Linked DNA regions of Homo sapiens: region 1 is linked to region 2. A link is an interaction called in ENCODE POLR2A ChIA-PET data of the cell type or tissue named here. Cell type or tissue: OCI-LY7. All regions are shown on one strand.

Evidence for each region. Peaks named below come from ENCODE experiments on the same cell type or tissue, not always from the same donor. Only the 100,000 strongest peaks of a DNase experiment are listed, where the experiment ranks them.
Region 1: POLR2A ChIA-PET joins it to region 2 with 5 read pairs; 1 of 35 experiments calls an interaction of 5 or more read pairs at or near these places.

What each region holds. Positions count from the first base shown.
Region 1 is chr2:25,292,547-25,297,546 of GRCh38, reverse strand. The region is part of intron 3 of DNMT3A (DNA methyltransferase 3 alpha); the gene reads left to right. Among named protein-coding and RNA genes, the nearest start is that of MIR1301, 34 kb to the left of the region's middle. RefSeq lists enhancers at 284-785, 1,772-2,293, 2,750-2,869 and a silencer at 2,173-2,467. In OCI-LY7, a CTCF peak has its summit at 3,050; DNase peaks (open chromatin) are centred at 2,196 and 2,696; H3K4me3 peaks cover 1,599 bases; H3K27ac peaks cover 2,069 bases.
Region 2 is chr2:23,859,146-23,864,145 of GRCh38, reverse strand. It overlaps ATAD2B (ATPase family AAA domain containing 2B), which reads left to right. Exons shown (of 28, transcript NM_017552.4): 12 at 591-765. Among named protein-coding and RNA genes, the nearest start is that of ATAD2B, 65 kb to the left of the region's middle. RefSeq lists a silencer at 3,840-4,040. In OCI-LY7, no CTCF peak of the experiment used is centred here; DNase peaks (open chromatin) are centred at 955 and 2,015; H3K4me3 peaks cover 1,397 bases.

The DNA of each region.
Region 1 (5,000 bases), 1.4 Mb before region 2:
AGAGCGAGACTCTGTCTCAAAAAAAAAAAAAAAAAAAAACAATGCAGAGCTGGCTGTGTAAAAAACCTGTTCCACTGCAGGGCCCAGTGTCCACCAGGCTGGGGTGCAGGCCTATGGGGTGGGGGCCCAGCATCAGCCTCTCAGCAGCCCTGGGAGGCGGGGCGCATCCCGTGCCCCTCGTGGTCTGGATGTGTTCTAGCCCAAGTCCTAGGTTACACCTGCCGTCGCCTGGCCTCTCAGGAGAGGCCCAGGGTGAGGAGGAGCATGGTAAAGGTGAAGCTGATTGGGAAGTCAGCTGTTGGGAAAGCAACTCCTTGCACATTGGAGGAACCGAGAAAGACTGACCCCGAGGACAGCAGCCAGCATGGCCCTTCCTGGGAGCCCATGTTGGGGGATTCCTGCTGCAGCCAAGGCTCAGCCCTTGTGGTCGCAGGTGCTGGTCCTGGCCTCTTCCCCTCCCATGCAGGAGCACAGGAGAGATGGCTTCTGAGGACCTGTTGCAGCTGTGGCCCTGGGAATAGATTTGCCAGGGAGCTTTAAAGCAGCTGAGTGTGTCATCCAGCTAAGCCTGGGGAAGGAGCTTGGCTCAGGTCCTGACAGGTGTGACAGGGATGGGGACTGGGAAGTAAGAGATGAAACCCTGGCTGGAGGCTGTGAGCTTCCACAGCCAGCGCTGGACAGGGAGGGTCCAGATATACCCACTAGTGCCCTCACCAGGTCCCACCCCCAAGCCCAAGAAATCCTGGGCTCTCTCCTCCTTTTGCCCCCAAGGACTGTCTGTCTTGGCCTTCAACAGGCATCTGTCCCTGGGTGCCTTCTGCCCCCTGGCATTGCCCTCACCCAAACCAGACTCCACCTGCCCCTTGCATGCCCAGGCCAGTGTGCTCCCTTCACGACAAACACTTTCCACTTCCTGAGCACTGACCATGTGCGGGAAGCCACCAGAGGAAGATGCCTTCTATTTCAGTCAAGTGTGCTGGAGAGAGGAGGCCACACATAATCACAGTAAATGTAGCACCGGCACGTCCTTCTTCAGGAACCCCCCGGGACTCCATTTTTTAGGGGACAAGATCTGAATTCCAGCCCCTCACCATCTGACCACTCCTTTCCCTGCTATGCCTGATGCCACCCCTTTGGCCACAGAAACCTCACCTTCTCACTGCTCCCCAAACACACTAGCCAGCCATTCCTCCTGCCCGCCCCTTACACAGTTCCACAGCCTGCCTTCTCTCCGCCTGCCCCAGCACCACAGCCCGGTAGAACCTAGCCTGAAAATGAAGCCCAGTTCAGCCACTGTGACCCACACTGGCCTTTCCCTTCTCCAACTGTCTCCAAAGTTAATAAAAATGAACTGATAAAGACAAGTTCCAAGCCCACCGATCACACACATGGGACTGCAGTGGTCTGCAGACCTCACTTTGAGAAGCATTTGTTGTCACCTGTCGGTACAGAACTGAGTATAACTATTCAGAAGCTTTTATGTGTGTGTGACAATGTTGCCACATCCACGTGCTGTGATTTTATATTTTACAACCGTATCATTTCTTGGTGCACTGAGAATTTAAAAATCTGGAACCAAAGCTTGAGCTTTCATCCCTGACAGTTTGAAAATGCACCGCCATTGCATAGTCGCTGAGCTGTGCCACACTGAGTTTGCCTGCCTCACTGAGGACAGAGACCAGCAGTAAAGGCTCATGGTTATGCAGCATGTTACTGCCTACAAAGGCGTTTTACAGGGGTTACCTTATTTGATGCTGACAAACCTGCGTGAGGTAGTTGGGGACCGCTTTCATTATCCCCACATTCAGAAGAAGAGACTGAGGTTCAGAGAAGATGATCAGGACTTGGACTTCACACCTCCCAACTGCAAAGCCTATGGTGCTCTTTCCTCCTTATCACTGCATCCGTGCAGTTTGGCTACTGGGTACCTACCCAGGGGTTCTCTGTCAGTTAATATGTGAATTCAGGGCTGCTGGAAAAAGTGTGTGGAACTGGTCCAAAAAGCATACAAAGAAAATGGAACTGAAGAGAGTTATTGACACAAATACCAGGGAGCCTGTGTGTAAGTGCCGAAGGCTGCAGGGGGCTGAGGGCAAAGAGGTGCGCCTGCTTAAAATCGGCAACGGCCTAGTTGTCTGCAGCACTGGCCAGAGAGCCAGGATGCTGCAGTCAGAGCCGGCAACAGGAAACAGGAAGTCAGCTGCAGGGCAGGGCGGGGCTTAGGAAGGGAGCTGGCACCTGGGCCAGGGCCTGCGGGCTGGCCAGTGCCCATGATAGGGAGGCGGGGGCTGGTGCGTGGAGCTGAGCCCGTGTGTGGGTGTGAGGTGGGGAGGAAGGGGCAGCCTCTAAGGATGTTGCAGGGTGACAAGTGTGGGTGTCTGAGGCTGGTTCCTGCCTGGTTGCCAGCCCAGACAGTCCTGCAGAGGCCTTTGTCCTTCATGGGTGGTTCCGGTTGGAGCCCTGAAGGGAGAGTTTCTGCCTTTGCCCACAAGGCCCTGGGGGGTGAGTGGCCCTGTGGGGCTCCATCCCCTATTTACTAGCGATGCGTATTTATTCATTGACGATTTATACCCACCAACTTCCTCCAGGGTTATTTTTGCTCAGAGGGAGCACTCTGAGGTCACCTCCTGCTAAGAATAACCCAGAATGGGAGGGAGGAGGAGGAGGGGGCTGGGCGCTGGTGCTGAGCTCAGCTGAGCCCAAGCTGGTGTTAGGGCTGACCCTCCAACACCGCAGGAGTGAGCCAGTCCAAGAGGGCAAACTGCCCCACTTCAGAGCAGATGACTTGGGGTAACCTAAATGGGGAAGTCAGGGAACCATTCTGCTGCAGGCAAAAGTCAGCTAGGTACAGCTTATGGCAGCTCTTGGAGGTTTGCAGCACTGGCTAGCTTTCCAGCCTGATAGGACCTTTGATTCTTCTCCAAGTTAAGACAGAGCTCAGCAGCCCTGCTTGTTTTCAGATCAGAGCCGCTCCTGGGCTAACCCTCCGGACCTCGGCTGGGTGATATGGTGCCCCTACCTTTTATGCATATAACTTCCTGACATCGTGTCTCCCACTCCTGGGCTGCAGCCCTTGGCCCACCCCTAGAGGTGGCTTTTCTTCCTGCGAGCCTGCATCAGTACACGCTGCTGCCCACTCTGTCTCCTCATGTTTTGGAAGGCATGAGGAAGACAGGCCGACACACTGCTTGTGAGGTAGAGCCTATGGTTATGAACCTTGCAGCTCCACCCACCCACTCCCCGACCTGAGCGGTGAAATCAACGCCCGCTACTGGAGTGCTGCATGGAAGGGCCTAGCCCATGGTGGGGACTTAAGTGCAGTGGGACTCCTAAGGATGCCGGGGAAGCCAGGGAAGATGGAGGAGGTGGGGCTTGACCTGGGCCTTAGAAGGGAGGTGACATTTGGAGAAGTCAAGGGGAAAGTGAGAGGCACCCCCGACCCCAGCTGAGCTGGGTGTGGAGGAAGGAAGGCATGCAGGGCAGGGTGAGTGTGGGGAGGCCCAAAGGCAGGGGCCATGAGCACACAGGCACAGGCCTGGCTGAGGGGACTAGGGATTCATTGAAAAATGTATACGGGGCTGGGTGCAATGGCTCACACCTGTAATCCCACCACTTTGAGAGGCTGAGGCAGGTGGATCACTTGAGGCCAGGAATTCGAGACCAGCCTGGCCAACATGGCAAAACCCCATCTCTACTAAAAATAGAAAAAAGCCGAATGTGGTGGCACATACCTGTGGTCCCAGCTGCCCAGGAGGCTGAGGCACGAGAATCGCTTGAACCTGGGCAGGCAGAGGTTGCAGTGAGCCGAGATTGTGCCACTGCACTCCAGCCTGGGCTACAGAGGGAGACTCTGTCTCAAAAAAATAAATTTTTATATATATATATAATAAATAGTAGCTGGGTATGGTGGTACACCTGTGGTCGCAGCTACTTGGGAGGCTAAGGCAGGAGGATCTCTTGACCCCGGGAGGTTGAGGCTGCAGTGAGCCATAATTGTGTCACTGCACTCCAGCTGGGTGACAGAGCAAAACCCTGTCTCAAAGAAAGAAGAAAAATCTTCTCAATCTTGATTGGAAAGGTAGTTTGCAGGCAGCCTGAGGGGCTTTTACTCTTTATCCTCTCTGAAAAATGTGTTATCTGGAAGGTTGTGAGGAGGCGGATATGACGTGATGGGAGTCGTGTTTGAGAAATTGGCTCTGGCACCCATGAGCATGGCGTTCATCCCTGAGCATGAGCACATGCTGGGAGAGGGGAGGGGGCAGGGGCGCCAGCAAAGTCCCAGGGCCTGTGGGGGGTGGCAGTGGCGGGGCAGAATTGGCCAAGCCTATGCTGCTGGCCCTGGGAACGCTGGAGAGGAAGGGGTGAAAGGAAGCCCTAGCAATGGCACAACAGGGACAGCATCAGCGTTGTTGTCAGAGACAAGGCTTCTGGAAGGGAGCAGATGGGGAAGGGGCCCCTGTCAAGGCCACCTTACATAGCTGGTCTTACTTGGGGAGCATTTAAGTAGAATCTCAGAATCTCCTTTTTTTTTTTTTCCAAAAATAATCCCTCTGTTTATTTTCATCTCTCCACATCCCAGGGCCACCTTCAGCGAGTCATTCATTCCCACAGGTCCTGGCCTTGGTGGCCTTCCTGGGGCCCCATGAGCTTTTCTAGGGCCCGGGCTCCACCTGCATTGTTCCTCCTGTTGCAGGTACGCGCCGGCACACCCATTGGAGGAGAGCTGTTGACATGGGCTTTCTTTCATCATCCCCACCTAGAGAATTTTGTACATTTTGGTTCTCCTACCTCAAGAAAGACATAAGCGAGTTGGAAAAGCTCCAGAGAAGGGCACTAAATTGATCAAGGGGAAGGCAAGGCTGCCAAGAGAGGACAGGCTAAAGAGATTAGGACTCCCCAGTCTGCAGAGACAAAGGCAGAGGATGTGATTAAGGCTATGAAATCATGTCGGGTGCGGCGGGCTGAGCACAGCACAGCTGGGGGGCAGAGGGAGGACACCC
Region 2 (5,000 bases):
GTAATCCCAGCTACTCGGGAGGCTGAGGCATGAGAATCAGTTGAACCCAGGAAGCGGAGGTTGTAGTGAGCCGAGATTGCGCCTGGGTGACAGTGAGGATTCCGTCTCAGAAAAAAAAAAAAAGAATATTCAGAAGATACACATATAGGCTGTTAGATTTAAACTGATAAATGTCTGTTTTCTTTAAGGAGGCACTTTTTATTCAGATTTTGTTCTAATTTATTTTTCACGTTTTTAAGGATATGGAAAATCTTATTAAAGAGTCATTTGAATCTATCTATCATTCCTTTTGAGTATTTCTACATTATTTATTCTAAAGATGTGAAATTTCTGGGTCATTGGGAAACACATTTAAAATTTCTATATATCTTGCCAAATTACTCTGTACTTTATTTCTTGTCTGCCAAAGCTTGGTGATTTAAGGACTTAGCAAAGTAAAACTTTTGTCTATATCCTGGAAAAAGCTTTATCAATGTCTAATAATTATACTTCAATACAAAATTATATGGAAGGGGGGGACATTTTTTAAAATTGGTTATCAGCAGTGATGATAATATAATTTACACTTCTTGATTTTTTTATTCTTCTAGGGGCTGTTTGTTTTATGGCCCTCCTGGCACAGGTAAAACCTTGGTTGCCAGAGCATTAGCTAATGAATGCAGCCAAGGAGACAAAAAAGTGGCTTTTTTTATGCGAAAAGGAGCAGATTGTTTGAGCAAGTGGGTTGGTGAATCTGAAAGGCAACTTAGGCTTCTTTTTGATCAGGTAAGAGAAATCATCTAATTCAAGAGTCTTTTCTGTTCTGTTCTGTTCTTTTCTTTCTTTGTTTTTTTGAGACAGGGCCTCTCTCTGTTACCCAGGCTGGAGTGAGTGCAATAGCGTGATCTCGTCTCACTACTGTCTTGACATCCAGGGCTCTAGCAATTCTCCTGCATCAGTCCTTGCCCCAGTAGCCTGAACTACAGGTGTGCATCACCACGCCTGGCTGATTTTTGTATTTTTTATAGAGGTGGGATTTCACCACGTTGGCCAGCTGGTCTCGAACTCCTGGGCTCAAGCAATCTGCCTGCTGAGAATATTTTCTTTAGAATATTTAATACGTTTAATCTGCAAATACAAACTGTTTATGAGGAAGCATATTTTCCATCCAATATGTTATATTCAGGATTAGTAATCTGTGATTGTATGCCTTAGAGGCATTTAATGGCAGTTTCACTAGTACTTTTGAATATTTATGATGGCTCATAAAACATTTATTGAGGTGGCTGCGAGGTATATAATACCATGTTAGGTGCTTTAGACAACACAGGATATAACATATATATTGCTAGATTATAATCCATTGGGGAACTACAACAGGCATAAAAACTTAAGTATCTGTGCAAGAAATCTCACAAAGTAGTGTGTTATTTTCATGAGCTGTAAATACGGTACTAGAAGAATTCAGACATGAGTGAATGCTTTTAAAAGGCAGAGCAGGGTGAATAAATATCATGTGGACTATGTCTACTATTTATTTGTAACAAAAACTTTAAAGATATTATTTCCTATACGTTTTAAGAATTATTCCAGCTGGGCACAGTGGCTGACGCCTGTAATCCCGATATTTTAAGAGGCCAAGGCAGATGGATTGCATGAGCCCCGGAGTTCAAGGCTGCAGTGAGCGATTATGACACCACTGTACTACAGTCTGGGCAATAGAGTGAGACTCTGTCTCTCAAAAAAAAAAAAAAAAAAAAAAAAACCAGTCCAAATATAAATTCACTTTTGATTGTTTGAGTTAGTGAAGGATGCTGTTCATATTTGGCAATGCAGCATATATTTGATTATGTCTGAGGAAATTCACGTGAAATAAAAAATAACTTCAAGCTTTGAGCACCCATTACTGAGATGGTGTGTGTGAAAGTCCTTTGTAATTGGTAAAGTACTTCACAATTTTTTTTTTTTTTTTGAAAGGGTCACGCTCTGTCACCCAGGCTGGAGTGCAGTGATGTGATTATAGTTCACTGCAACCTCAAACTCCTGGACTCAAGTGATCTTCCGGCCTTGGCCTCTCTAGGTAGAACTACAGGTGTGCACTACCACACTTGCCTAATTTTCAACTTTTTGGAAAGACAGGGTCCCAAGGTGTTGCCTAGGCTGGTCTTGAAGTCCTGGCCTTCAGCTATCCTCCCGCCTTGGCCTCCCAAAGTGTTGGGATTATAGGCATGAGCCTCTGTGTCTGGCCCAGTACTATTTTAAAATTATTAATAGTATCAAAAACTGCTAGATTTAGAAAAAGGAGTAGGTAAGATTTTTACCTTGAACGTGTCCAGTGTCTAATGGCGAGTCAAACATGCAGTCTGAATGCTTCAAGAGAATTCATTAATAATCAAACAATAAAAATATAAACATTTATAGATGAAGGAAGAATTGGCTTGGCAATGCTGGCATATTATTCAATGATTTAATTTAAAAATTTTAAAGTTATACTTTTGTAGCCATTTCATACTTGGGCTAGGGATGCCTCTTAGTTTTATTTAAAACCATAGCATAAATCATGCTACTCCTTTTGTCTAAATTTATTTTATTTCTGTTTCATAGTTTTCTTGGTGGGAGGAATAGTTGAAATGTTTGCTGTATTTTTTAAGAAAATTGCTGGTAATCCTGATTTTTTTTTTTTTTTTTAATGAAAGATTCTGCATTCCTAAGTTAAGGATATGGTCTATGCACTAAATGAAATGAAGGCACTACAGTGTATTGGCTAAGAGAGTGGCCTTCTATGTCAGAAAAATGTTTGTATCTATCTTTACCATTGAATATAACATTAAGTAAATCAAAACATTTAATCTTTAGTAGCCTTTTTTGTGCAATGGTAGAAAGAATACCTATCTTACTAGACTGTTATGAGATTTCACTGAGAAGACACAAAATATTTATCACAGTGACTGGCACGTAATATGCCCTACCTCCTTTTTGCAATACTGTGAGGGTGTAGTTATAAAAAAAAAAAAAAAGGAAAAAAACAACAACAACAGTTGTTTGTTTCATGTATATAAAAATAGTGATCAACACTCCCAAAGCACTGGGATTACAGGTGTGAGCCACTGCACTGGGCCATAATTCCAGTTCTTTTAACTTTTTTTCCCCAAAACCCCTATCTTGTAGTTGAATTATTTATTTATTTATTTATTTGATATGGAGTTTCGCTTTTGTCGCCCGGGCTGGAGTGCAATGGCGTGATCTTGGCTCACTGCAACCTCCACCTCCTGGGTTCAGGTGATTCTCCTGCCTTAGTCTCCCAAGTAGCTGGGATTATGGGCACCTGCCACCATGTCCAGCTAATTTTTGTATTTTTAGTACAGACAGGGTTTCACCATGTTGGCCAGGCTAGTCTGGAACTCCTGACCTCAGGTGATCCACCTGCCTTGGCTTCCCAAAGTGCTGGGATTACAGGCGTGAGTTACCATGCTCAGCCTGAATTGTCTTTCATTTCAAATTATTAGGAAACATTAAAGTTTAGTGCATATCACTCAGGAGAAATGGAAAATTCATCTCTCTTCCTTAGTAAACTGACCTTCCTGTGAACTGAGAGTTTCCTTTAATTTTGAAACATAAGCTACATAAATTTGAGTAAATTATATGATAAAAACTTCTCATTTGTTATCTAATATTCATTCATCTTAAATCAGATTCTTTCTAGATCTAATACTTAAGTGAGAAAAATGACACTGCAAATGTACCAGATGAAAACATGGGAGAATTTTGTTTATGATCTCAGAGTAGGGAGGTCTAACTATGTAAGGAAAGATCTAGCACATAAAAGAAATTTTAAGATTCTGCATGGCAACAAAATACATATTTTTGTTTTGTGCCGTTAGAACAGAAGATCACAGACTGTGTAATTTAGAATGAACAGAAATTTACTGACTCATAGTTCTGGAGACGAGGAAGTCCAAAATCAAGGCATCTGGTCAGTGCCTTCTTGCTGTGTCATAACATGACAGAAGACAGCATCCATAGCAGAAGGGCAAAGAGAGAGAGAGAGAATGCACAAGATGGGGGCAAACCCACTATCACAATAATAAATCTACTCCTTAGATGTCAGCCACATTAGTCTATTTATGAGGGTGGAGGCCTCAAGACCTACACACTTTTTAAAGGTCCTACCTCCCAATACCTGTCACAATGACAATTAAATTTCTTTTTTTTTTTTTGAGGCTGAGTCTCGCTCTGTCACCCAGGCTGGAGTGCAGTGGCACAATCTCGGCTCACAGCAACTTCTGTCTCCCGGGTTCAAGCGATTCTCATGCCTCAGCCTCCCGAGTAGCTGGGATTACAGGTGCCCCCCCCGCCACGCGTGGCTAATTTTTGTGTTTTTAGTAGAGACGGCGTTTCACCATGTTGACCAGGCTGGTCTCGAACTTCTGACCTCAAGAGATCCGCCTGTCTCGACCTCCCAAAGTGCTGGGATTACAGGCATGAGCCACCAAGCCCGGCCGGCAATTAAATTTCAACATGAGTTTTGGAGGGGACAAACTCAAACCATAGCAATACTAATTCAAAAGATAAATGATACTCTTTGCAGAAAAATATTTGCATTTCCTATTACAGACAGAGCATTCACCTTTAAAATAAATAAATAAGCCTGGGCAACGTGGTGAAACCCTGCCTCTATAAAAATACAAAAATTAGCCAAGTGTGTTGGCATGGACCTGTAGTCCTAGCTACTTAGGTGGCTGAGGCGGGAGAATTGATTGAGCTGGTGGGTGGAGGCTGAGGTGAGCTGTGATTATGTCACTGCACTCCAGCCTGGGTGAGAGAGTGAGACCTTGTCTCAAAAATTCAAAATAAATAAATAAATAAATAAATAAGTAGCTTCTAGAACTCACTAAGCAAAAGACTAGTGATCTTGTGAAGTAATGGGCAGCATAGGAAAAGCAATATAAATGACTTTTATGGATATATAATGTATCCATCTTATAAATAAGAATTGAAAATAAAATGAGATAACATTCTTT